Regions from separate parts of the Homo sapiens genome. Here region 2 is linked to region 1. A link is an interaction called in ENCODE POLR2A ChIA-PET data of the cell type or tissue named here. Cell type or tissue: Caco-2. All regions are shown on one strand. Links, peaks and the distances in the headings refer to the core of each region. The heading gives the core; the rest is flanking DNA. Region 1 has its middle 64 kb from the start of BCL6. Region 2 has its middle 6.7 kb from the start of LPP-AS2.

Region 1 (5,389 bases), core at 268-5,267:
GTGTCCTGCCCTCATTCACACACCACACTGGCCTTTGCTTTGCTCTCAATATCCCAGGCACGTCCCATCTCAGGGCCCTGCACTTGTAGCTTCTGCTGGACTCCTCTCCTCTTGTCTTTCTCTTAACTGATAACTGTTCACCATTTGGATGTCAGCTCGACTGTTATTTAGTTAGGCGACCACTTACTCCATCTAAGAAAGGCCCCCTTCAGCTTAAATGACAGTCACATTTCCTTATTTTATTTTCCTCATGATACCTGAGATGATTTTGGTTATGTGTTTATTTATGTAGCATAACCTTCCCAAACCTGTAAGCCCCTTGAGGATAGGAGCATGATCTTAATATTTGCTATATCCTTGTATCAGTCAGTTAGATGTTCACCAAAATCTTTCTTTTTCTTGAAAATAGAGCAGGGCTCATTTCAGATTCCTTTGTAGTTAGGTGTGACTGAGTTCCAGCTAATGGAACATGTGTAGAAATATATGTGCCACTTCCAGGCCTGGCTGTGAAAACCTCCCATGCACACTCCAGCATGGTCCCCCCTCCTACCAGATGATGACAAGGCCTCAGGGAGTAGTAGAGGGACGAGATGAAAGAAACCTGGCCTCTTGAATGACTAAGTGAAGGAGAGTTGCCCCAGCAACCTACATTCTCCTCCAAGACTGTTATGTGAGCAAGAAATAAGTTCTGTGTTGACTCATTACATGAGGCTACCCTAACTAAAACAATGCCCAATGCCAAGAGCAGTACCTGGTCCATAATTAGCCCTCAATGAACAGTGATTGAATGACTGACTATTACACACTTAATAATGATGTGTTCAGTGATGAAATGTCTTTTCCCAACACTCGTTCTTCATTTACTAAGCTCCCTGAGGACAAGGATGTTTTATCAATCTCTATACACTCTGTGCTTTCCACTGTACCTAAACCTCAGTAGTCATTCAATGGATGTGTGTTGCATTGAGTTTCCAGGCAATGTAAGGGAGACAATGACTGGCAAAGCATGGTCAAGATGCACGAGCATGAGGAGGTGTTAGACATGCCTGTGACCACCAATGTTGGTGCAGTTCTTGCAAGCTTACCAAGGGCTCTTCACCTGCTTCTTATTTGTAACAACAATTCTGAAATGTAATAACTTTTATAATTCCCATTTTAGACATAATAAATATGAGTTCACAAAGGGATCTTTGCTCAAGATTTTACTTTTTAAAGTGATAAAGCTAGAATTCATTCATTGTTTTGTTTTTTTTGAGAGGGATTATCACTCTGTCACCCAGGCTGGAGTGTGGTGGTGTGATCTCAGCTCACGTCAACCTCCCCCTCCTGGGTTCCAGCCATTCTCCTGCCTCAGCCTCCTGAGTAGCTGGGATTACAGGTGCCCACCACCATGCCCAGCTAATTTTTGTATTTTTAGTAGAGATGGGATTTCACCATGTTGTCCAGGCTGGTCTCAAACTCCTAACTTCAAGTGATCCACCCACCTCGGCCTCCCAAAGTGCTGGGATTACAGGTGTGAGCCACTGCGCCCGGCCCAATTCATTGTTTAAGAATACTTATTGAGTGCCTAAGATGGGCTAGTGCCCTGGCTGAATCTTCTGCACCTACTAGGGGCTTAGGAAATATGAGAACTCAAAGTTCTGAAGAAATTGGAATTACCTCCCAGAAGACAAATGGGAGGCTCCAGGCTCCAGCCGAGGACTGAGAAAATTGCCTGTGTCATGCAGCCGACGTGTTGAGCTGGGATGCCACTGCTGCTGCTGTGTGCCTTATGCAAGTTTCTGGGTGGTCTGCCAGACTCTCCTGGAATCAACAACAGCGCAGGGACCCCCTTTGCAGCTCTTCTACTTGCCCGGGCTAATGGCCCTGGCATTCTAAGTCTGCCCTTTTCCATACATTCTTTCCTCCTTTCTGTGCCAGGATTTCAGTAGATGATTTAGAGTGAGTTCCGGGCCATTTAGCTCAGAGATTTGGGTGAAAGTTTCCTCCCACCCATCCCAGGCCTCAGATAGCCCATCAGGGTATGACCAGGTCCTGTGAAGGAAGGGGAAGAAAAGCTTGTGGAGATTTTCAGGCACAGGGTAGGAGACGTTTCCTCAGCTGCTGCATTTGCCTACTGTAATCTGGCTGTACAAGGCTTGTCAATAATAGATTGGTTGAAAATGTAGGACAAAAAACTCAGGAAGACGTAACTTGCCTACACAGAGACTGCAAAGGCCCCTGGAGGGTTGCTGGCAGGCTGGATGATTTGTCGCTGCAAAGAGGGAAGGCGCTGTTGCCTGAAGGGGCAGGTGGCCGAAAGAAAAGAGGAAGATTAGATGACCAGTTCTTCACAGGGGTTCAGCCTTTACCAGCCTGGAGACACTCCTCTCTGTGCTTGAGCGCCTCTCTCTGTAAATAAATCCAGGCTGCTCTTACAGTGCAGGATGTCCCACATACCGTACATCTGAGGTGGGGTGAAATACAAATATGCCTTTTCATAATAGCTTTACACCTGGTGCAGCAGAGGACTGGTTTATTACCTTGGTAAACAAAAGTTAGAATTCAAGCAAAGTACAAACTTTGCCGAAGGCACTTCTGACAGTGCACCTTGTGTTTGTGAAGTGAACTCGATATATATACGATGTGAAGCAATGGAAGGCTGGGCTTTTTCTTTCTTTCTTTCTTTCTTTCTTTTTTTTTTTCACTTGTCTGATTTGCAAGGTTTAAAAGTTCACGTGTGTGTGTGTGTGTGTGTGAGAGAGAGAGAGAGAGAGAGAGAGAAAGGTTGGGGGAATTTACTTTGGCTCTGGCTTTTTCCAGCATTTTGAAATCATGCTGTTTAGCGTGGAAAAAAATATGTGAGCCAATTTATATTGTTTTCCAGAGAGAATGTACTTCTTGCTGCTCTCAGAGTGACAATGAGAATTTTTGGGTTGGAGACAGGGTAAACCAGTTTGGGGAACACACAAAGGAACCAGGATTTGCATTAAATCTAACTTAAATTAAACAATAAAAAATAAATATTTATTCAGTGCATTTTTTTTTGCACCAAGCACAGAACCAAAAACTTTCATCACCATTATTTCATTTAGTCTTCTCAACCGCATGAAGCAGGGATTCTTGATCAAAATATCCATTTCACAGGTGAGGAAACTGAGGCTATGGTTGCTCAAGTATTCAAGCTTGTGTGTTCTAATTCTAAATTCAGGTTTTTATGCATGTCCCCTAAGCTGTGCACGGGATCACAGACTATATGGTGTCCTGTCACTTTGCTTCTTTTTCCTGAACCCCCGCATTTTTCAGCCTTGTTCTCTGCCTCAATGAATAGTGATTGTGCCACTTCCAGGCCTGGCTGTGAAAACCTCCCATGCACACTCCAGCATGGTCCCTCCTCCTACCAGGTGATGACAAGGCCCCAGGGAATAGCAGTACTTGGGGAAATGACTGATCTTCTCCGTTCTTTGGTGTATTTCTGCCCAGATGATCTCCATACTGCTTACTTATCACCTAGTCATTTGAGCTGCCCTACGACCAGCCAGCACCTTCATGCATTCCAATACCAAGGATCTGAAACATGTGGATTAGATTTCCCCTCAAAACACACATAAGCCGAAAAGCTAAGGCAGAAAGTGCAAAGCAAGAACACATCTTATGTTTGGTTAGCTCCACAAATGCCTCTGCATTCTCCCATCCCCAGCTTGAATAAATCAGATAAGCTTCAGCAAAAGCATCTGAACTTTTTGGATTCTTTTCCCAAACAAGCCTTTGAACCTGAAGAACTTTGCCTATCTCTGCGTGTTCACTCCTCAAATGTTCAGCTGGGGCTTGCCCACTGCACAGCTCAAGCTGGTGAAATTTAACTCTTTCATCCACAGATTACTTTCCAACCCGTCTGAAGTGACAGTAAACTCATTAGGCTCATTTTCAAGAAGACTCTCTATGAATGTGTCAGCTTATGCCTGTCTCCACAGACGAAGGATTCCTTCAGGGAACATATTAAACTGAGACTAGTGAGAGGTGATGCCATTAAAGCGTTGTCAGTTCAGCAGTTTTATGGTACCAGAGCTGTGGCTGCTTGTCCTTAGCAGGATTTCAAGAGAAAGCCTCGTCTCCCTCCTCCAGATCCCCTGCTACCTCCACCCCCTACCATGGATGCATCTTTAATTGCAGTTCCTTGAGGAATGCCTTTGGCTTTATTTATTACAAGCTGTTAGAAAATTATTGGAACACAAATACTTATTACAGTGAACAGATTTCAGTTGCAAATGGATTCAACCCAATTCCTGTGCCCAAGCCCCTGAGGGAACAGGAATGGAGATCTCTGGGCTGTGAAACGAAACTTGGTCAAGGATGCTTCCTTCAGAGACTCTGCTCTGAAAACCCAGGAGAGCCAAAAAGTGGAAGGCTAGCATTTAAATGAACTGTAAAGAGCATCTAACCAACCCCTTTGTCTTACAGAGGAGGAAATGGAGGTTCAGTGGAAATAGCAAGGCCAAGGCTAAAATAGCCAGCCAACAATAGGCCTCTGCAACTCCCCGGCCAGGCATTATAGCTCTCTTCCATGCTGTCTTTTATACCCAGAGAAAGTGAGATTAAATAAAGCCAAAAAAAAATTGGCCCTAAATCCTGGCCTGGATCCACGTATCCGGGCTTTTCATTACAGCTTGTCAATACATGGCCATAGATTGAGTCCATAGAAAGATGCTCACCCCACGACAGAAGAGAGACAGGAAACCTGGAATGCTTCTGAAACATTGACTGGAAATCTTACTCAATGTTAAGAGATCTTAGTGTATCTTTACATGGTAACATTTCTAGACCAGATAGGCAACGCTTAAAGAGAAATCTATACTCCTTTCCTACTTTCAATTTCATTCTCATTAGCTGCTTTGATTTTCTTGCTGGTGACTCTCAGCTGCTATGGATCCTTATTATTGGGAAGTACAGTTAGTCCATGATGGGGTTCTAAATTGAAGTAACTGATAAAGTATGAGAATATTAGGGCTAGAAGAAAACTTAATGATACTCTGGCCATATCTTCAGTTTCCAGTTGAGTACAGTGGGTCTGAGAGAGGTTGAGTGACTTCAGGCAGGGTCACTGGGTACACTATGGACTGCAAAACATTGAATTGCCCCACCACGTGAAAGGAGGTTCCTTCCATCTGACAATGACAAACCACTTCCCTTTGTAATACTTAGGTGTCTTTTATGAATTATTAATGGATTGTGCCCAGTTCTACAGAGCCGAATGTGTATTGCAGCCTAGTCCTAACAAATCCACTGACATCTGCATGAGGTATGGATCATGAGATATCCTCGCCATCTTTTGTTTCATGGAAAGACCAGTAAACAGAAGTCAGGGGAATTTTCCAAGATTACATGGTGAGTCAGCAAAGGCTCTGGGGCA
Region 2 (5,389 bases), core at 132-5,131, 340 kb after region 1:
GTTGATGTGGGAGGATCACTTGAACCCGGGAGGCAGAGGTTGCAGTGAGCTGAGATTGTGCCACTGCACTCCAGCCTCCATGACAGAGCAAGACTCTGTTTCATAAATAAAGAAATAAAATCGCTGCCTCTCTTCTCTCCCTACCCATACATTGAATTTGTGGGTAGAATCAGCCAGACTTGACCAGTGGTTGGAATGAGGAGTTAGGGAGAGGGAAGTCAAGAATGACCACAGGTTGTGAGCATCCTCCTCACAAGAAGGCTGGGGTACCATGAAAGGAGACAGGGAAGTGGGAAGAAGGCAGAGCCCGGGAGAATTCAATTTTGAGCGATGTTGAGTTTGATGATTCTCAAATAAAGACTGGTTAACCTGTAAAAGTCTGCTAATTTTAGTCCACAAACTCAAAAGCAAAAATGTGAAAATTTTCTATAATTGGGAGTATGCAATTAAAATTAAGTTTATTCTGAAAGTAAAAGAAACCTAGCCTCCTTCAATTTGAGGTCTATTCCATCCCTGGGAATGCACTAACACAGACTGTCTTAGCTAGTTGGGTGAATAAAGAGCCAAGGTCTAGAAATACGGGTAAAGATCTAATTAAATATTTCAAAATAATATTCCACCACAAACCTTCTGGCATAGATTGCTGAGAAGATTCAAGGTCAAACAAAAGGGATCACATCTTCCCAAATATGTGTTTGCTTTTTTGTCTTAAAAAAGCTGTATTGTCTGTCTTATTACAGACACATAGGAAAATTTAAAAGTGACACATTTATTGTAAGAAAATTAGAAAATTTAGGTAAGCAAAAAGAATAAATAATTCTACCACTTTAAAACAATCACTTTTATAACATTAAGCATACCCTTTCAAATCCTTTAAAAAATTACATCTATGCTTTTTCTCCCACTTTAAAATATCATGTAACCAAAAGAAATGAAAATATATGTCCACATAGAAATATGTACCTGAATGGTCACAGCAGCTTCATTCATTGTAGCCCCCAAACGGAAATAAGCCAAATGTTCAGCAACTGATGAATGAGTAAAGAGAATATGGTATATCCATATAATTGAATATTATTTGGCCATAAAAAGGAAAAAAGTATTAATACATTATGCTCCAACATTAATGAACCTTGAAAACATGGTAAGTGGAATAAATCAGATGCAAAAGTTCACACGTTCTATGATTCCATTTACATGAAATGTCCAGAAAAAGCAAATCTTATAGAGACACAAAGTAGATTAGTAGATATTTGGGTCTGAAGATAAGAATAGGCAATGACTATAAATGGGTGCAAGGTTTCGTTTTGGGGTGATGGAACTGCTCTAATATTAGAATGCAGTGATGGTTATGCAATTCCATAAATTTACTAAATTTACTAAAAACCACTTCTGCCTAAAGTGAATGAATTTTATGGTATGCAGATTATACCTCAATTAAACTGTGTATATATACATGTATATATAGAAGACATATATAATATATATAACATATGTATATATATAATATATGTATATATATACATATATATAATATATGTATATATATACATATATATAATATATTATATATACATATATATAATATATGTATATATATACATATATATAATATATGTATATATAAAGAGATTTATATAGATATATATCATGGACTTCTTTCTATTTATCTAAAACTGACCTAATATCTGCTGTGATGCTCAGGGAGTCAGTGAGACTGTGGATTGCAGCCATGAATGAGGCAAGGCACATCCTAAAGCCTATTCCAGGTACTGAGCTCATCAAGAACTGGCAGACCTTCTTCAGCTCCATGCAACTCAAACCTTTGGACATTATCCTTTACCTCCTGCTTCTGTTGTTGTGTGAAGACAAAAATGTTCATGACATGTTTGTGTTTCCCCAGTGGGTCCTCGGTTGTGTCTCCAGGATCATCGTTGCCTGCCCCATCACCATCAAAGGAGCCTCTCAGCTGCAGTGGTGGATCCAGCCCATCCAGTGGTCCACCTGGGAGGTCTCAGCCAAGCTATCTCAACACACTCCTCTGCTTGGAATTGGTACTATGTATTATCTTTGTTTTAGGATGTAGGGTAGGAACTGAGTCTATTAATGTTTTTCTCAACACTGTATTCCCAGGCCTAATAAGGCTAGTAGGTGCAGTAATAACCTGTTGTTAGAGCAAAAAAGATGGCATAAGTTGTCTCCCTTGTTGTTTGAGCCTCTTTGAAACTTTTCATTGGTAGTGAACACAAAAAGGATTAAAGCTCTGCCTACCAACATCTCTGCCACAAGAGACTGGCCCCCACTGTGAGAATGCTCTGCCTGATCTCTGAAGATTCACAGGCTTCCAGGCACGATCATATCTCTTCTAAGTCCTGCACTTACCTGAGGTCAAAAGCCTTTAAATTGGTACAGGTGGCCGAGTTGGGATACAACAAAATGCATTCAGACAATCCGATCCTGTGATCTGGCAAAATGCAAAACATTATAGCCACTTACTAAAAACTGGGTAACATTGTGCAGAAACTCAGGGGACAGATACAAATGATTGTTTGTCCATATTGATTTGATTCCTGTAAGCTAATGAAGAAATTACCTTGTGACATCAAAGACCTAGTACTCAATAAAAAGAGAAAACATTCATTTAGGAAGTCTGATGATACATTCTTTTCATTTTACATTCACTTTCTTCCTCCATTCTACAATGAGATGTGAAGAAGAGAGAGTAAGCAAACCTTTTATAATCTGTTTTATTTTATTTTATTTATTTTTTTGAGAGGGAGTCTCACTCTGTCCCCCAGGCTGGCATGCAGTGGCACGATCTTGGCTCACTGCAACATCCACCCACTGGGTTCAAGCGATTCTCCTGCCTTAGCCTCCCAAAGTGCTGGGATTACAGGTGTGAGCCACCATGCCCGGTCTATAAACTGTTTTATTATCTTTAGTGTTGCATTCATTACAAGCCTGCACTACTATTTACCATGTTAAGTTTTTAACCTCTTTTCAAAAGACTGATGCTCATTGGGCCGAGCTGGAGTCACTGTCACCCAAAGGCCTGGTTTGTATATGACACTGGTACTATAATCTTGGAAAAGACCTATGTTCAACTATAGAAGAGGATACATAAAATATTAAAACTGTCACTTATGCTTAGTTATTTCTGAAAAAAGATGCCCTTAGGTATCTTTTTAAATTTTGTTTATATAAAGTTGCAAAATAACCACGGCTTTAATTTCATGTCTATTCTAGTAGCAGAATGATGTTATCGGAAAATTTATACAATTTATGTATGGTAATCGTTAGAAGGCCTAGAAAGTGCACACACAGCACATTGTAACAAATGACCAATATTAGTCCTGTCTCTTCCCCTTGCCCCTCCTGATGCCTGCTCAGAGTCATGGTCTAAAGAAACATGACCAAACTTCCAGAGAGACAGCATCAATTGTGTTGCTTTTCTATCCACATTGAGTGAAGGAGTGATTCACTCATTCACTCACTTACTGGTTGACATTTGGTTATAAGTGCCAGGTACTGCCTTGGCTGCTGGGGAAGAGAAATGAACAAGACATGAAGACTACTATAAAGAATCCTATATTTGCATGGAGGAGATCAAACACACTGATGAAAAGTTGTAATGCATTGGGATAATGAGATGGGTATCTTTTTGAGAAAATAGAGAAGTTATTTTCATATTAATGGAGGGAGTTTGGAAGGAATGGGCAATGGGAGGGGGTTGGCTGGACATGTAGAATCTGCAGATTCAGAGATGGCCCTGGAAAGTCTTTTAGGTTCAAGAGGAGAAAACTAAACGTGCAAAAGCCCAGAGGCAGGAAGTAAAGGAAGTGGTGTGTGTGTGTGTGTGTGTGTGTGTGTATGTGTGTGGTGGAGGAGGGGGTGTTGGAGGTACAACTTATAGTTGGAAAAGGCCATCAGGATTTGATCATGAAATGAGGAAGGGGAAGCTGCAGGGTATGAACTTAATTTGGTTGATATTATTGAACCCTATCAGTCCATTATCACACAGCTAATAAAGACATACTCAAGACTGGGAAATTTATAAAGGAAAAAAGTTTAATTGACTCTCAGTTCAGCATAGCTGGGAGGCCTCAGGAAACTTACAATCATGGCAGAAGGGGAAGCAAACATGTCCTTCCTCATGTGGCAACAGGAGGCAGAAGAATGAGTGCCCAGTGAAGGGGAAAGACCCTTATAAAACCATCAGATCTCATGAGAACTAACTCACTATCACAAGAACAGGTGGGGGGAGATCGCCCCCATGGTTCAATTAGCTCCACCTGGTCCCTCCTGTTACATGTGTGGATTATGGGAACTGCAATTCAAGATGAGATTTGGGTGGGGACACAGCCAAACCATATCAGGAACGTTTACAAGATTTGCGGTATGACATAGCATACTATGCTTCTGGAATATGAATTTGGTCACTGGGTAGAATGTAACATCAAATTGAAAAACTGGGAGAGTGTTAGAGACCACCAAATCTAAGAACCCAATTGAATAGATAAAGAAACTCAGAATAGAGAGGAAGTGACTTGCCAAAAGGTTGCACAGTAATTTAGGGTAAGGCAAGGACCATAAACATTTCTCTCTTGTGTCCCTCTCCATGCTAGTTTGTTTGTTTGTTTGTTTGTTTGAGACAGAGTCTTGCTCTGTCAACCAGGCTAGAGTGCATTTGGTTGCAAGTGCCAGGTACTGCCTTGGCTGCTGGGGAAGAGAAATGAACAAGACATGAAGACGACTATAAAGAATCCTATATTTGCATGGAGGAGATCAAACACACTTATGAAAAATCAGTGATCTTCGCTCACCGGAACCACCACCTCCCAGGTTCAAGTGATACTTGTGCTCCAACCTTCCGAGTAGGTGGGATTATAGACGTGTACTACCATGCCCTGCTAATTTTTGTATTTTTAGTAGAGACGAGGTTTCACATGTTGGCCAGGCTGGTCTCAAACTCCCAACCACAGGTGATCCGCCTGGCTCGGCCTCCCAAAGTGTTGGGATTACGGGCGTGAGCCACCGCACCTGGCCCCCATGCTAGTCTTGATTGCTACTTCCAAATGCCTGGGCAACTCTCATTGGTCTGCTTGCATTCAGGCCCCGTCACTTGAAGTTATCTGAAAGAGAAGGCTGAGGACTCCCGAGGGAAAAGGGAAGATATGCAAACAGAGATAAGCAGGGAGAGGTAAGATGTGCTTGGAAAACTACTAGAAGGAGGGTGGAGGGTGGGGGCACATAAAGGCCTGGAAGAAATGAGGCTGAAGGGACAAGTAGGTGCCAAATTATGAAGGTCCGTGCAAACCATACTAGAGGCATTTGGCCTGATAGGTTTTAGGCTCTCAGAGGCAACAGCAGATGGGTATTTACCTTCTAT

The links. ChIA-PET counts read pairs that join two places held together with the same protein. Peaks named below come from ENCODE experiments on the same cell type or tissue, not always from the same donor. Only the 100,000 strongest peaks of a DNase experiment are listed, where the experiment ranks them.
Region 2: POLR2A ChIA-PET joins it to region 1 with 5 read pairs; 4 of 35 experiments call an interaction of 5 or more read pairs at or near these places.

What each region holds. Positions count from the first base shown.
Region 1 is chr3:187,806,673-187,812,061 of GRCh38, forward strand. No RefSeq gene overlaps it. Among named protein-coding and RNA genes, the nearest start is that of BCL6, 64 kb to the left of the region's middle. In Caco-2, for the core only: no CTCF peak of the experiment used is centred there; DNase peaks (open chromatin) are centred at 2,429 and 3,509; H3K4me3 peaks cover 189 bases.
Region 2 is chr3:188,144,663-188,150,051 of GRCh38, forward strand. No RefSeq gene overlaps it. Among named protein-coding and RNA genes, the nearest start is that of LPP-AS2, 6.7 kb to the right of the region's middle. In Caco-2, for the core only: no CTCF peak of the experiment used is centred there; a DNase peak (open chromatin) is centred at 5,131.